Regions from separate parts of the Mus musculus genome. Here region 2 is linked to region 1. Evidence: chromatin loops called from intact Hi-C (ENCODE). Cell type or tissue: left cerebral cortex. All regions are shown on one strand. Each heading gives the region's core, and the rest is flanking DNA. Links, peaks and the distances in the headings are about the cores only. Region 1 holds the start of Scd1 (stearoyl-Coenzyme A desaturase 1). Region 2 overlaps Scd2 (stearoyl-Coenzyme A desaturase 2).

Region 1 (8,331 bases), core at 249-8,248:
CCATATCCCTGCACCCCTGCTGTGAGTGGTTGCCATTATCAGAGGGCCCGACCACCTGCCTGAAAACTGTCTGCATGCATCTCCCTGGAAATAGTTTTTTTTTTCCTTTTGTATATATAGATATTTTGCCTGCATATGTGTCTAGAGAGGGCACTGGATCCCCTGGAACTGGAGTTACCAATATTACCCGGCAGTTAAAGCTGCCATGTGGGTGCTGGGAATCAAACCCAGGTGTCTTGGGAGAGTGTGGCACTCTTAACTACTAAGCCATCTCTCCAGCCCACGAAAAGAAACTTCGATGTCAGCTGCACATGGCAGCCCACACCTTTAAGCCCAGTACTCAGAAACTTGGGAGGCAGAGGCCAGCAGAGCTGTGAGTTTGAGTATAGTCTCGTCTAATAATAAGTTCCAGGCTGGCCAGGGATACATAGTGAGACCCTGTCTCAAAAACCAAACCTTTGGCTGGCAAGAAGGCTCAGTGTGTAATGACATTTTCTGCTAAACCTAGTGGCATGAGTTCGAGTCCCAGGCCCCACATAGTTGAAGGAGAGAACCAACTCCTACAGGTTGTCTTCTGGTTCCACTGGTGAGCCTCTCTCTCTCTCTCTCTCTCTCTCTCTCTCTCTCTCTCTCTCTCTCTCACACACACACACACACACACACACACACACACACACACACACACCACAATTAAAAATAAAAATAAATCTTTAAAGAGGTACAGTGGCACACACCTTTAGTCCCAACACTCAGGAGGCAGAGGCAAGCAGATTTCTGTGAGTTTAAGGCCAGCCTGGTCTACATAGCAAAAACAAGATACATTAGATAGATAGATAGATAGATAGATAGATAGATAGATAGATAGATAGATAGATACATACATACATACATACATACATACATACATACATACAATAAAACAAAACAGAAAATCTGGCTTATTTTCCCCAACATAGAATATTATAAGGTCTTTAATAGTAACAAACTATATTCACTGTTGCCTTTTTAACAGCTAATAAAGTCAAATCTTAGTTATTTATTTGTAGATTATCTATAATTCTATCAAGGGTTCCTATTCAGTACTTTCATTTTTAATCATTCTGAGTTTTCATCAATCTGTACAAACCCTTTAAAGAGGCTAATACTTTTTCCTTTCATAATTGTTGGGAAAATTTGCTCTCTTATAATGAAATTAATACAAAATCCAAGTCAAAATGACAACTCTGCTCTGTTATTACCTAGAGCCTCCGACGGGAGGTGACCTCTGCTCGAAAGGGAAACAGTTTCCTAGTTAGAGAAACAGAATGGAAACTGTCTCACATGATCAGCCGAAGGCCATTCTTCCTCCGTCCATGAGGGCCTTCAGGTTTTTTTACGTTAATGAAAGAGGATGGGATCGGTGACACAAACACATCACACACTCTAGATTAGGTGCCAATCAGTCCTTTTCAATAGTAGTGACAGTTTTTAAAGAGTGTCTGCCAGTGAGGGACAATGGAACACATCTTCACCGTGCCCCTCTAGGTCAGAAGAGTCAGCTGGCCAGGTGCTTTGTGGGATAAAGGCACGCAGAGAGATGGCCACGATCCAGGGGCTTTCCAAGCGTGAACCTGCTTTCCCGGACCTGCCCTCAATATGTACAATCTTGTCGGAATAATGGGCCCAGCGTGCTTGAGAGGGACTGAGTGAGCGGCCTCCGTTTCTATGAGTGCCCTCCAGTTCTACGAGCGGCCTCCGTTTCTATGGATTCTTGCTAAGGTCTGTGTGTTTACTTAAAATGGCTAAGTGGGACCTGACTTTTACTTTTTCCTTGCTCTCTTTTCAATCTCTTAGAATTTAAAGACTCCGTTGGTACCCAGAGGAAAGCTCTAATGCCCGTCCTCATCTCTAACTTACCTTCTGCTTTCCCTTCATCTGCACTAAAACATGTGCTGAATTACAATGCTAAAATTTGATTTATTTAGAGAAAGGACCTCACTATGTAGGTAGCTCTGGCTTGCCTGGAACTCAGAGATTTATCTGCTTTTGCCCCCTGAGTGCTGGGATTATAGGCATGTGCTGAGAGTTGTAAGTTATATTGTAAAAAAAAAAAAAAGAGAGAGAGAGACAGCTCAGTAGTTAAATGTCCTTCATTGCTCTGGCAGGGGACCAGAGATCAGTTCTCAGCACACATGTCAAACAGCTCACAACCACCAGTTATTGCAGCTCCAGGGATTCTCATACCTCTGGGCACATGTAACCCACCCATAGAGACATATAATTAAAAATAAAAATAAACATTTAAAATATATACTATAAGCAAATCGTATTTATTTAGGCGTTCTAGCTAGTCACTGTCCTAATAATTCCTGATACCAACTCGTGTGTTTTTCCACAGTTTTCTTTCCTATTATGCAGTCTTAGTGTGTGCTCGGTTGGAAGCTCCTGAAGTCTACAGTGGGTGCCATGTTACAGTCATATAAGATTACAGACAAACCCGGTCCCTACTATGTCTCCACTCCAGTTAGAGACACTGAAATCAACTCTCTCTTACCCAACGTTTTCTGGGGCCCCAAAGCTTTCTCACTAGCATAGCAGCTTGATTTTGGAGAGAGGTAGTGGACTCCTATACTGCATGCTGTCTTGGGTCTGCCCTTGTCTTTTCTGGCAAACGTGTGTTACAGTTTAGTCCAGGTAATATCCCCAGATCTAGGGGATAAGAGCAGAATGAGGGAATAGGGGAAATTCCCAGGAGAACCTGGCTGCTGCTATTGTCAAACAGGTCTATGTAACCCTGAATGATCTACAATTTGCTTTGTAAATTGGGCTTAGTGGCACAAACCTTTATGCCAGCACTTGAGAGGCAGAGACAGGCACACCTCTGAGTTTGAAGCCCAGCCTGGACTACAAAGCAAATTCCAACATAGTGAGAGCTACATAGAGAAACCGTATCTTAAATTTTTTTTTCAGAAGAAAGAAAGGAACTATGTAGAGTAGGCTGCAAAGCCATTGATATCAGACAGACAGACAGACAGGCAGGCAGGCAGGCAGGCAGAAGAAAAGCGAGAAGAGGAAAAAAAGAAAAGAACTCACTATGTAGACCAGGCTGCATTTGGCTTTTTGAGACAGAGTTTCTTTGTGTAGCCCTGGCTGTCCTGGAACTCACCTTGTAGACCAGGCTGGCCTTGAACTCAGAAATCCGCCTGCCTCTGCCTCCTGAGTGCTGGGATTAAAGGCATGCGCCACCATGCCAGGCCTGCCTTTACCTTTGAGCCACTCATCTGATACTCAATTCCTAGCTCCACCATACACTGGCTAAGCGTGACCACAGGTAACCTCAACTCTTTTAAATTTCACTTCCTTTTTAAAAAGACCGAGGAGCTGGACCCAGCTCAAAGGCAGACACAGATCTATGAAGCTTGAGGCCAGTTTGGTCTACACTGTGAGTTCCAGGACAGTCAGAGCTTCAGAGACCTTGTCTAAAAAGAAACCAATAACAGTAAGTACCAAGGAATACCTACTGCTCAGGGTCAGTGTGGGTTCAACAAAAAGGAAATTCTTGAGACTTCTTAGGGATCGCAAAGTGCCTGTTTGCTATTCGCACCGCACACTCAGGCCCTTTGATTCCTTAGTCCCTTTTCTTGGAATCTCAACGTGAGGATCTAAGGAGCTCTCAAACGTCCCGTCCCGTTTGAGGAGAAGCAGCTAGGATTGGGCTCTGGCTCCCAGCAGAGGCGGTCCCCGGCAGACGGAGCCCAATGAGTGAGTGCAGTTGTAACTCAGCGTGTGCTGTCAAGAACGCAGCAGCAACCGGATGCTGGCTGAAGGGATACACTATTGTTTTCCCGGGTCAGAGCCCTGGGCGCACCCTCATATCCCAGTCTCCCGGGGTTTCTCTTTGCTGGTGCCTGGAAGTGGGGGTAGATGTGAAGTTAGACCGAGTTGTGAGTGGCGGTAGCCAGTGTCTTCCTCACTTCTTTCGATGCGATTTCCCCAGTGAACCATTTGCTAAGCGCCAGACCAAAGTCCTAGGCTTGCACACAATTCCTACTTGGAATCACGTTATCCTGCTCTTAAAGAAAAGTCACCCATCAGCCCACAGCAAAGAGGATAAGGAGAAAAAGAGGGGAGGAGAGAGCGAGAAGCTAGAGGCAGAGGGAACAGCAGATTGCGCCTAGCCAATGGAAAAGGCAGGACAAGGTGGCACCAAATTCTCTTTGGCCAATGACAAGACGGGCTTCACAGGAGGCACATTAGCATTTATCCCCAGGCAGGGGGTTGGAGCAGCGCGCCCTGTTGATGCCTTCAGCATCCCGGCGCCTCCAAGGTCTACTCTGGAATCTACTTGGCTTTCTTTCCCGTTCTTGGTCCCGCCCTCTCTCTCTCCCTCCCTCCCTCCCTCCCTCCCTTCCTCCCTCCCTCCCTCCCTCCCTCCCTCACCTCCACGCCTGGCTTCCTTGGCTAGCTATCTCTGCGCTCTTTACCCTTTGCTGGCAGCCGATAAAAGGGGGCTGAGGAAATACTGAACACGGTCATCCCATCGCCTGCTCTACCCTTTAAAATCCCAGCCCAGGGAGATCTGTGCACAGCCAGACCGGGCTGAACACCCATCCCGAGAGTCAGGAGGGCAGGTTTCCAAGCGCAGTTCCGCCACTCGCCTACACCAACGGGCTCCGGAACCGAAGTCCACGCTCGATCTCAGCACTGGGAAAGTGAGGCGAGCAACTGACTATCATCATGCCGGCCCACATGCTCCAAGAGGTGAGCTTCCAGAAGCGGCCCTCGCTCCTTGCACTGGCCACGCAGCTAGGTGACTGGTCCCGGGAGGAGAAAGTTGAGAGTTCTCCGGACTACTGGGCTTTCTCGAATTCTGACGTGACCGGTTGGTTGAGAGGTGTAGATTGTAATTTGGGCAGATGAGTCCCAACTTTCGTGCCTTTAGCTTTAAAGCAGCGGTTCTCAATTTTCAAGATGCTGCGATCCTTTATTTACTACAGTTTTTCATGTTGTGGTGACCCCCTCCCCCCCAACCATAAAATGATTTCGTTGCTACTTCATAACTTTAATTTTGGTACTGTTTTGAATCGTAATGTAAATATCTGTTTTCCGATGGTCTTGGGCTGCCCCTCTGAAAGGGACATTTGACCCCCAAAGGGGCTGAGCGTGAGACACAGGTTAAGAACCGCTGCTTTAAAGAAAAGCCCGTCCTACCGATACTTGTATAACTTACACGGGGATCCCTTTGTGTGTTACTGAGGCTATAAATGTTTCATTCTTCTTTCCTATTTCTCTCTCTCTCTCTCTCTCACACACACAACACACAGAGAGAGACAGAGAGAGAGAGCCCCACAGATCGGCCTCCCCCGACTGAATTTTTTCTTTGCAGATCTCCAGTTCTTACACGACCACCACCACCATCACTGCACCTCCCTCCGGAAATGAACGAGAGAAGGTGAAGACGGTGCCCCTCCACCTGGAAGAAGACATCCGTCCTGAAATGAAAGAAGATATTCACGACCCCACCTATCAGGATGAGGAGGGACCCCCGCCCAAGCTGGAGTACGTCTGGAGGAACATCATTCTCATGGTCCTGCTGCACTTGGGAGGCCTGTACGGGATCATACTGGTTCCCTCCTGCAAGCTCTACACCTGCCTCTTCGGTGAGCAGCGCCCCTTGTCTTGGGCCAGTGCCTCAGATTTCTCTTTGCTCTCTAATAAGGTACCCTCTGACCCAAGGCAGTGGCTGCTCTGTTCAGATTTCCCCAGCCTTTTTTTCTGGTTCCTTGTGGGACTTAACATGAATACTGAGTCCCTGTGCAGGAGACTGGGAGGGGTCTACCTGAGGCAGAGAAGCAACTCTCTCTGAACAAGCTTTTCTGTATGAGACGCTTGCTTAAGCTGTGCATCCTGGCCCCACCTGACCCAAGAGAACCCAGCCCTACCTGAGAGGCATGGGAAATCCCGTGCTAGTCAGGGACAATTGTGGACTACTCTTCAGCCAGGGCAGGGAACAGACCCCGAGGACACTGTACCAGAGCAGTCCTTGAAAAGAAAGGGACAAAAGGCAGTTATTTCCACACAACTATTCTGACTCCAAACTCTTGACTAGACCAAGCTGGTTTGCCTTGGGGAAAGACGATGCAGGTTTCTACAGCACCCAGTCTCCAGGTGGGTGTTCTGCGCCAGGTCATTCTCCAGGGTGCAGCACCTGCGAATCAGCAGCATGTTAAAAGAATGAAATAAGGTTCTGGTTCCATTCCCACATCTAGCCTGCTCTTGCTGTGTCCCCTGAGACCATGAAGTGCGAAGGACCCAAAGCGTTCGGAAGTCCAGTCCTCTTGCCCTGGTGACCCCTCCTTGGCAGAGAATGGACTTTCAGCAGCCCTGCCTCTAATTCAGCTCCCCGGGGATTCACTGGGTGTGGGCCACCTCTGGGATACATTTGAGCTTTACATGTGGTTTCGTCTAAGAAACCTGAGTTGGGAAGGAGAAGCAGGGGGTCTCTCAGAGAGGTCCCCTCTCCTTAAGACATGGCAGGTTTCTCTGGAACAGTAATAGCTGTGGGTATTTTGTGGCAGCTCTCTCAGAGCATAAGGTTGGGAGAGGGATAGTTAGCCAGGTATTAACTCTTCTGCCCTGGGCCTCATAGGTCTTCTAAGTAGTTAAATTTGGTCCTGGGAGTGTCCTCTTAGAAGTTGTCCAGATGACCTAGATCTGAGAGGATCCGCTGTTTTTCCACGTCACAAGTAGAGCAGCAGTGCTTTGTTGGGGGTTAGCGCGGTTCTGTTCTTAGGCTAGCTACCCCGCTTCCCGGCCTTTATCTTGAGAAAGCTATTTCCAGAGCCCCTTTATTCTCTTTATTAACTCGGCAAAAGAACCCAGTTCTGAAGAGATCTCTGATAACGCTCAAGACTCAAAGAGTCTCCAGCCCACTTCTCCCGTCTACCCCCCACCCCCTTTTTTTTGAGACAGTGCCTCGCTGTACACCAGGCTGACCTTCAACTCACAGAGATCTGACTGCCTCTGCCTCCCAAGTACTGGAATTAAAGGCCACCACGGATCTAGCCCACTGCTTACAATAACTCTTCAGATGTTCCTTTACCAACAGGTGGACGTGATAGTTCAAGGGATGGGGTGTGATGAGGTTTGGGTAGAATATCCCAGTGTGCCTGTGTCCTTGTCCCAATTCCCCTGTTGACATATGTGGTCTAGATTGTGCCTGGGTCATCTACAGCATGAACCCAACATGTATACTTCCTTGGTGTAAAGTTGAGGACTTCTATGTTGCCCCAAACCTTCTCTTTTCTCCCATTGATTGCTAGTGGTTTTCTGAGGAGCTCTGGTACAGTGTGGTCAGATCCGGTACATAAGACAATCAGATTGCCATATGACCGTGGGTAGCAGACATCATCTCTGAGAGAATGTGGCTAGAATTTACTTTGGATGACAGACACTGACTCTGGCTCACAAGGACTCTGGAAGAGGAAAATGGGGGTGCACAGGAAGCTGCTTAGAAGGTTTCTGTCTCCGCTACAGGACATAGACATTATGCAGTGTGTACCTCTTGACTGCAACAAAAGTCGATGGCTTCTGAGGATCTATTGTTGTTGTTGTTGTTGCTTCTTAGTCATGAAAGCAGTGTCTACCAGAGCCTCTGTCCCAGCCTGTGAGTGCTGGCCAGAGAAGAGCTGGGGATGCAAAGGACCTCTTTACCCATTCAAGATATTAGAAGAAGAAATTAGTATCCTAGCCAGGCGGGTGGTGGCGCACGCCTTTAATCCCAGCACTTGGAAGGCAGAGGCAGGTGGATTTCTGAGTTTGAGGCCAGCCTGGTCTACAGAGTGAGTTCCAGGACAGCCAGGGCTACACAGAGAAACCCTGTCTCAAAACAAACAAACAAACAAACAAAAAACCCAAACAAACAAAAAAAGAAATTATGTCCTCTAAGCCTGCATGCCTAGAAGATGATGAGTCAGGAAAATGTTGTGGCACTGGGTTCCTAGTTTGCTAATTGTGTAGCCCTGTTCAGACCTAACCTTTCTGGGATATACTTCCTCTACTGGAAAGTAGAAGGGGTTTGTGGGTGGTTTGGTTTTGTTTGTTTGTTTTTGAGACAGGGTTTCTCTGTGTGTCCCTGAGTGTTCTGGAACTCTGTAGACCAGGCTGGCCTTGAACTCAGATTTTCTCTGCTGTTCAAAGTTCCAGGGTTAAATACAGTATTCATGGTACCCTGTTTAAAATATGTAGCAAGTATATGAGAATCTTTTGTAAAAATTATTTATTTATTTTATGTATATGGAGAAACTGTCGTCGTCTTCAGACACACCAGAAAAGGGCATCAGATCCCATTAC
Region 2 (8,331 bases), core at 324-8,323, 99 kb after region 1:
CCCATTACAGATGACTGTGAGCCACCATGTGGTTGCTGGGAATTGAACTTAGAACCTTGGGCAAAGCGGTCAATGCTCTGAACTGCTGTTCCATCTCTTCAGCTCTCTCAGGGCAAGCTTTTAAGCACACACACACACACACACACACACACACACACACACAATACAAAACATGTCTTTGTTTGACACATTTAGCAAGAACAGTTAGCCAGAAGGGGAACTACAGAAGCCAAAAAGCAAGGCTAGTACATTTACAGACTTCCCAGAGCTATGGCCTTTGATGAATTAGATCTTTGTTTTCATTTTGGCGGGTGGTGCTGCCTATGTGCTGGGTTCCATGACCTGAATAGTACTTCTATCACTTCACCATGTTAGTTGTGTTAAGATTTGGGAGCCAACTAAGGACCAGGTTGGGGGGGGGGGGCGGTGGGGGACCTGTTACAAAGAGACACACAGAATGTCATGCAGGGAGGCTACCAGACACACACAGTATGGCTATTTCTCCGACATAAACAACAACCGATTCATAGGCAGCATATTGGTTGTTGATACAGTGGGAGGGTCATGAGGAGTCATTCGAATGGGAATAGTGTTTCCTTTTGGGGTGAGGATAATGACATTTTTTTAAAACTAAAGATGAGGCCCAGTATAGTGATAAACATCTCTTATAGCAGCACTAGAGATGCAGAGAGAGAGAGTCCGGTCTAACGGACTGAATTCCAGGACAGCCAAGGATACTGAGAGAAACCTTGTCTGAAAACCAGGTGATTAATTAATAACTAATAATAGTAATAAATGGCGGTGGCTAAACAGTATAAGTATATAAATTCATGCGCCATGGTCATGGATTTGGGACCTTTAAAATGATGCTTTTATGATGTCATTTATTCACTTAGTTAGGTTTTTTGTTTTTGTTTTTCCAGTGTTGGGGACGCAATCCAGGGCATCTTACAAGCATGGCAAGAGTAAACAGAGCCTTATTTTTACAGTGTAAGTTGCTTCTACGCCAAAGAAATGCTGCTTCAGTTAACAGGCATAACTAACCCAAAGAGTCTCAGAGGAGAATTCTTACCCTCACCCTCCACTTCTAAAGAAAAAGAAAAAAGAAAAAAAGAAATCGTAAGAATACAGCCAGGCGTGGTTCTGGGCCTGCCATGCCTTTGACAACCAGTTTTCTCTCGTTTGCTGTTCTTGTTCACAAAGTCTTTCAAGGCCTGACCCTGACTACTCATTGTTCTCAGTGGAAAATGGCCAAGATGCCAATGGACTCTTGGATGTCCCCAGCACCAAAATCACCATGAGTCAGCACAGCACACACTGCCCTTTTGTGAGCTCTCTGCTGTTCCCCGGGCAGATAGCGTGGGAGGAGTGCTCACCAGAGGAGGAGGGCTCTTTCTGCCTCCAGCAACTTCAGGGCAGAATCTCTGTCCCTTAGGGAGTTTATCTTTGGGATTTATGGCGTGTGCTCAGAATTCATTGTCCAAAACTCAGTGCTTTCTTTGTTGCATAGAACATTAAGCACAGGTCACCGAAGAGAACGCCCACTTCCCGTGACATTTGCCACTGAGCGCCACTATTGAAGTGCAGGGAGACATTTGCAATTAATGGAAGCTGCCCTTAGTTATAATAGTGCTCAGTCCTTTACAGGCAGCCAGACTGTAGTTGCGAGGAGAGAAAATGCCAGCACTATTTATGTGGTCTGAGAGGTGGGTGTAAAACTGGGGTGTGGTAGGTCACAGCAAGAATGGGAGCTGGATAGATTGTTTGGTTCCAGAACACAGTAAGCTCATGCAGGGAGAGGGTGCCTGGATTCTGTGGAGCCTGACTGCAGTATCGCCACACCACTCCTGCTGCCTCTAAATGAACTCAGCTACCACTCTGAGGCGCTCCCATCTCTTGCTTCTGATGTGAGATGAGACATCCTCCAGCCTTTAGCTTAGTGCCTGACCAGAGAAATGATCCTGGCATTATCACTGATGTGTTTATAAAAAGATAAGGAGGTATAGGATGTGTTCTATGGGGGTGTGGTGAGGTGTGGGGGAAGGGGGTGCCCCAGCGGGCCCATGCTGAGGCATCCCTTCCCCTGAGGGACCAGCCACATGATGGTATAGTATAGAAGAGAGTTTATTTAGGGCATGGGGAGGGGAGTTAGAAGGGTAATAGAGTCAGAGAAAGGCAGAGAGAGGGAGAGAGTAGAGAAGTAGAGGCTGGCCACGGCCATGAGCTCATGGAGAGAGGTGGGAAGGGAATGGAGAAGGGAAGATCCCAAGAGGGCAAGAGAGAAATAAGAGGGAAACAAGAGTAAGAGAGGGAGGAGGGGGCAAGCAGCCCCTCTTAGAGTGGGCTAGGCCTGTCTGACTGTTGCTAGGTAACTGTGGGGTGGAGTTTAGACAGAATGCTAACAATCATCGCATCTTCCAGCCTGCGAGCTTGATGTCTGTCTTTCAAAAGGTGCTGCATTTGTGTTTGAGTTTGGCACAAGCCCTTTCATTTACAGAAAAGACCGTATCTGGCTTTCCCCAACCACTGTAATTTGATGGGGCAAGATTATCATCTCACAGGCTACATTATAGCAGCTGCTTTTGGTCACATGCTTAGTCTTTTTTTTTTTTAAAGTCCGGAAGCCACTTCACTGTTGAATTAGAATGTAGAAGAGAGAATGTCCTTCCATTGAAGACGTGATTTTTCACCAGTGCTTTCTGGTACATTTGCAATCCAACCTCAGGCTCTGTTAGGACTAAAAACAATCCAACACAAAGTGCCCTTCTCATTTAACGTCTGTTATTAGACAAATAATCTATAAACCGAAATTGCACCTTAAAAATTTATAGTTACTAAGCCAGGGCATTGTAGCGAAAACCTTTAGTCCCAACACTCAGGAGGAAGAGGCAGGTGGATCTCTGAGTTTGAGGTCAGACTCTACAAAGAGTTCCAAGCCAGGCAGGGCTTCACAGAGAAACCCTATCTAGAAAAACCAAAACTTAAAAAAAAATTATTAGCTATTATCATGGTTTGAATATGCTTGGTCCAATGAGTGGTACTAATTTGGAGGTGTAGCCTTGCTGGAGTACGTGTGTCACCTCATCCTAGCTGCCTGGAAGTCAGTATTCTGCTAACAGCCTTCAGATGAAGATGTAGTACTCTCAGCTACCATGCCTGCCTGGATGCTGCCATGCTCCTGCCTTGATGATAATGGACTGAACCTCTGAACCTGTAAGCCAGCCCCAATTAAGTGCTGTCCTTTAGAAGAGTTGCCTTGGTCATGGTGTCTGTTCCCAGCAATGGAAACCCTACAGCTATCTTAGCATATTTGCTCAGTTGTGCAACCATCACAATGTATCTTTTGGAAATGTTATTCACCGTAAGAGGGCTCATTACTTTCCATTCTTCTCTGGCCCCTGGTAACTCCCAATCTGCCTTCTGACTCTAGATGTGCCTGTTTCAGACACTTCATATAAATAGACTCCTGAAGTACCTCTTTGGTCTGAGTCAGAAAAATGGTCTGTCTTGTACTTCATTCCTATAGCTGAGAAATACTGCACTGTCTTAAAAATACATTGTGTTTACACCTCTGCTGATAGATGTTTGGATTGTTTCTGCTTTTGTACTGTGATGTAATGCAGGTATGGACATCCATGTGCAAGTTTTTTTTTTTTTTTAAAGATTTATTTATTATTATATCTTAAGTACACTGTAGCTGTCTTCAGATGCACCAGAAGAGGGCGTCAGATCTCATTACAGATGGCTGTGAGCCACCACGTGGTTGCTGGGATTTGAAGTCAGGATCTTCGGAAGAGCAGTCGGTGCTCTTAACCACTGAGCCATCTCACCAGCCCCATGTGCAAGTTTTTGTGTGGACACATCTTTCCACATCCTTTGGGTGGATGCCTAGAAGTGTGTCTGCGATCCGTGCCTGCTTGTTGCTAACTATTTGGGAGATGGCTGGTCTTCTTTCCAAAGGAGACGCACAATCTCAGATTTTCATCCGCAGCGAGTGAGTGTCTCTGTCTGTTCACATCCTCAGCAACACTTCCTTTTTACTTTTATGTTTTTATTACAGTTATTTTAGTGGAAATGAGGTATTTCAGTACGCTGCTTAGTACGGGGTTGAGGGCTGCTAATACCAAGTACCTTTCCATGTCTTTTTTGCCCATCTGTGGGTCTTCTGGTCATGAATGTCTACTCAAATGCCTTATTTCTAATAGCAGGTATTTATTGTTATTATATATGTATTATTATATATATACCATAATACATATTATATATGTAGCATGGTATCCCTGTCGTCTTTTTGTTGTTGACCTGTAAGGGTTCCTTTGCTGTGGGTCTTGCTCAGCAGTACAGCTCTTGCTTCCAGGCAGGATTTGACTCAGTCTTGCTAACAGCAGAATGAAAGCATGCATTTCACAGACTCTCAGCACTAAGCCCTCACACATCCCCATCTGCCTTCTCAGTTACCTGATGGTATCTTTTGAAGACCTAAAGCCTCTACTTTGACGAAACCGAATTCGTAACACTTAAAAAGGGTCGTTGTTTCTACTGTCATAAGAAATTATCATCTGTGCACACCAGTGTTTTCTCCTCAGGGAATTTTAGCTTTACATAATATATTTGAGTTCCTAGCTGTGTGTGATATGACGTGGTGGGCCAACAATAGTAACAGTTACCTGCGGATATTCACTTGTTTAACTCTGCTAGAAGATTCTCTTTACCAGTTGAGCCATCTGAATGCTTGCCAAGTATCTGTTAATTGTAAATGTCTACTTTCAACCCCACTTGGTCTGGATTTATCCACTTTTATTAATGGCCCTTTGAAGAAAGTTTGAAAGAATAAATTTCATCCATCTTTGTATGTGCACGTGTGCATGTTTTCTATTTGTCTATTCTGGGTCTCTTGAATTCCCCTGTGAATGTTATAATCTATATATTCATCTACCTCACTGGAACATTACTTGATAAGGATTGTCTTGAATTGGCAAGTCTGTTTTGGGAGCACTACCATCAATACTAAGCCTTCCCACCTATAACGTTACTTAGCCTTATTTTTTTTCCCCTTGTGTTTTCCTTCAATAGTACTTGATACTTTTGAGAGAGGGTTTCACTACTTGCCTTGGCTGGCCTGGTGCTCATGACAGTGGGTCAAGCTGGCCTTAGAGATCCACCTACCTGTCGGGATCCCCATACCCCAAGTGCTGGGATCAGAGGTATGACCACCCGACCCACTTCTCCAGGCAGCACCCTGGGGTACTTAAGCATAACACTTACTGCTTTTGATTTTGTGGCGATCCCGTTCTGTGTCATTGTTAAATTATCCATTGCTAGTTTATGGAGGTAAATTTGCCTTTTTTCTGGCAATATATCAACAGCTTCCAATAGTTACATGTGTGACTTGGTTTTATTTCTTCCCCTTTTCCTGCCCTGGTAGACATTTTGGAGGACATTTCCCGGTTTCTCTGTGGAAGTAGAAAACTGGTAGCCACTGGGCATCAGGCAATCTACTCTTGTCTCCATCAGTATCTTTGAAGTGTTTCTTTTCCTTTTGTGACATGGTTTGATTTCACTAGGACCTTAACCTAAGATTAGCCTCTCCTACAAAACCACCACCACCCAAAGGAATTTATTGCTATCTTCAGGGGATCTTTACCCTTGAACAAGAAGCAACAATTGTTGGCCTGGCTCTTAAGGACTGGCAAAGAGTCAGCATGCAGTCCCTGATTCGGGATTCAGAATTACTGAGCCCTGTAGAGTTGCTAAGGAACACACCTTCACTGACTCCACCGGTCCCCTTTATTTCTTTAAATTTTGAGGCAATCTCACTAGGTTGCCTGGCAGGCCTTGAACTTCCAGGCCTTCCCTCCCTCTCTTCCTCCCTCCCTCAAGTAGCTAGAATCACAGGCTGGCACCATGACCTTACAAGAGTCCTTTAGAATGGATGTCTTAGGTAAAAACAGACTCAGGGATTGAGGTGAACTAGGAGCCCAGTCTTGCACGACCCGACCCGTGTTCCCTTTTGGTAGCCTCTAAGTAACCGCAGAGGAAGCAGAAAAGGCTACAGAGAAGGACATAAGGAGGGAAACCAAGCCCTGCCTTTCCCATCTTGTGATGGTGAACCCCTCCCTGGGTGGCTTTCCTTCAGGCATCAGCACTTTGAGAGGCTAGCTGTTCCCTAAAGACAGGATATTCCTAAGAATGAGCTGGACTGCCCAACCAGAGCTTCAAGGAAAGATCTGCACTAAGACGCTTCGTTGACTGGGTGTGTTTGGCCATGAGCTACTCAAAGACCTGGCATTTGTCAAGCCAAGGTGCCAGCTGATGTTTCTGATTTAATATCCACTTACTACTGGTTTCCTGTTCCCAGAAATGAATCTCAAATAACACCGAAGGCAGGGCAGGTTACTGGGGTATGACTCAAACCTCATGACTTCTAAATTCTCTTTTTCCTTTTTTAAATTTAAGACAGGGTTTCTCTGTGTAGCCCTAGTTGTCCTGAGTCTCACTCTGTAGACCAGGCTGGCCTCAAACTCAGACATCTGCCTGCCCCTGACTCCCTATTGCTGGGATTAAAGTTGCGCGCCACCGTTGCCACCACCCAGCTCCTGGGAGGCTGTATTGCAGCCAAAACACCACGAGACATTTTGCAGTCAGATCATTTCATTTTATTATGAACAAACACAACCTCAGATGAGTAGAAATACTTTCGGAGTTGGTATTAATGAAAATTATTAGATTACAAATAACTACAGTTGCACATAATAAAGGAAAAATCCCACCCAAGGAAGGAAACGGAGTCCTGCATGTTTTCATAGCAGTGAGTATACATTATCTGACGCATCCATTCAACCTCTGAGAATGATGTAGATTAACAACGTCATCTGGGACATAGGCACATGTCAAGTCCACGATGGACAGTTACTACAAAAATGTGCAGGACTTAAATACTCCTCTGCAGAGGATCCCCAAATGTTTTATAAAGAGCATTTTCTCATGCTCACACCTACCCGTGGAGGTAGGTCAGGAATATTATCCCAGTTTCACAGAATACTGAGTCACAGTATTGTTAGGCGAAATGCCCAGTGCTACGGTTTGAATCTGTCCCATAAGTCATGGGTTGGAAACTTAAATCCCCAATGCAACAGTGTTGACAGCTGGGTCCAGTAAGAGCTGATTAGGTCAGGTCGGGAAGGCTCTTCCCTCATTAACATCCTTATCCAAGGAGTGAACTCATTATCGTCAGAGTGGGACTGTTACAAAAAACTGAGAGTTGGTAGGCGGCCCTGGCCTTCACCACCAGTGTAACACGGCCACCACTTTCTTAAATTTCCTACTAACCTATTTCAACTAAAGAAGACACTCAAGAACACTAGCAAACCAGGAAGAAAAGCTTTCACTTAAAATCCTATAACCAGCTTTTAAATCTTAAAACAAATAACAAAACCTACAAATCGCGTACGTTCAAAATTACTTCACCCATCCATCAGCTACGGGCACTTGAGCAAAACAGCCCCAAGAAAAGTTCCCAAAACGAGGTCCCCAGAGGCAATCCTGCAGATCCATGTCCAGCTAACCCTCCAGCCAGGCCAGTTTTGATCTTGCCACACTTACAGGCTCTCTGGTTTTAAGGAATCCACGGAGCGAGCGAGCGAGCGAGCAAGCGAGCGCCACAGGCTCACGAGCAACACTGGTTAGAAAAGAGGTAAGGCACCCAAGTCAAACTTTAGCGTGTCCACGAGGCAAGGACTGTTAGAAAACTCCCTCAATCAGATCTTAGTCTCTTATTAAAAGTGTCACTTGGTTTGAGCTTTAAAAATCTTGATAGCAGTGTTTCTTAGTGAGCTGGTACACCCTTAACGACAGATGTTATTTTACGGGGTCCTTAGCCACAGCATGGTTCAGATCCACGGGGCAGGCTAAGAAGAGAGCTGCTTTTATTTTTCACATTTGTTTAAGTGGGCACCATAACCAGCGGAACTGAAATCACTCAAAAGGCATATCCAAGGAATAGAATAGGGCCACAGCTCAGCAAATACCTTGGATTCGCCCAAGAATTCTCTTTTAGCAAACAGCTGAAGGGTAAGGCTACTTTCAAGTGGGCACAGGAAGGCCCTAAAGCCTCTCTCTATTCAACTAGCCCAGGAAGACTGTCCCCTCGAAGCACAGCACCTGGTATGCTGTACAGCCGACGCGGCCAGGCTTCTGCACTGCTGCACGAGAGCCTTTCTGTGAAATTCATGGCATCTCAGCTCTCCTACCCTACCCAAAGCTTTCAAACAGAGGCACTTAAGAACACAACCTCGAGTGCTGTGCTTCCCACTTAACCACAGCATCACCCAG

Evidence for each region. Hi-C counts contacts between places; a loop is a spot of excess contacts. Peaks named below come from ENCODE experiments on the same cell type or tissue, not always from the same donor. Only the 100,000 strongest peaks of a DNase experiment are listed, where the experiment ranks them.
Region 2: it touches region 1 in a loop (2.5-fold over the local background); 4 of 42 quality-filtered maps call a loop at or near these places.

What each region holds. Positions count from the first base shown.
Region 1 is chr19:44,403,795-44,412,125 of GRCm38, reverse strand. Scd1 (stearoyl-Coenzyme A desaturase 1) reads left to right here and starts at 4,417. Exons shown (of 6, transcript NM_009127.4): 1 at 4,417-4,740; 2 at 5,366-5,639. The coding sequence starts at 4,717. In left cerebral cortex, for the core only: a CTCF peak has its summit at 4,645; DNase peaks (open chromatin) are centred at 3,781, 4,195 and 4,609; H3K4me3 peaks cover 2,298 bases; H3K27ac peaks cover 1,269 bases.
Region 2 is chr19:44,305,167-44,313,497 of GRCm38, reverse strand. Scd2 (stearoyl-Coenzyme A desaturase 2) reads right to left here. Exons shown (of 6, transcript NM_009128.2): 6 at 6,634-8,331. Among named protein-coding and RNA genes, the nearest start is that of Mir5114, 6.2 kb to the right of the region's middle. In left cerebral cortex, for the core only: a CTCF peak has its summit at 3,713 (motif pointing right); DNase peaks (open chromatin) are centred at 3,829, 4,429, 6,513, 7,065 and 2 more places; H3K27ac peaks cover 3,296 bases.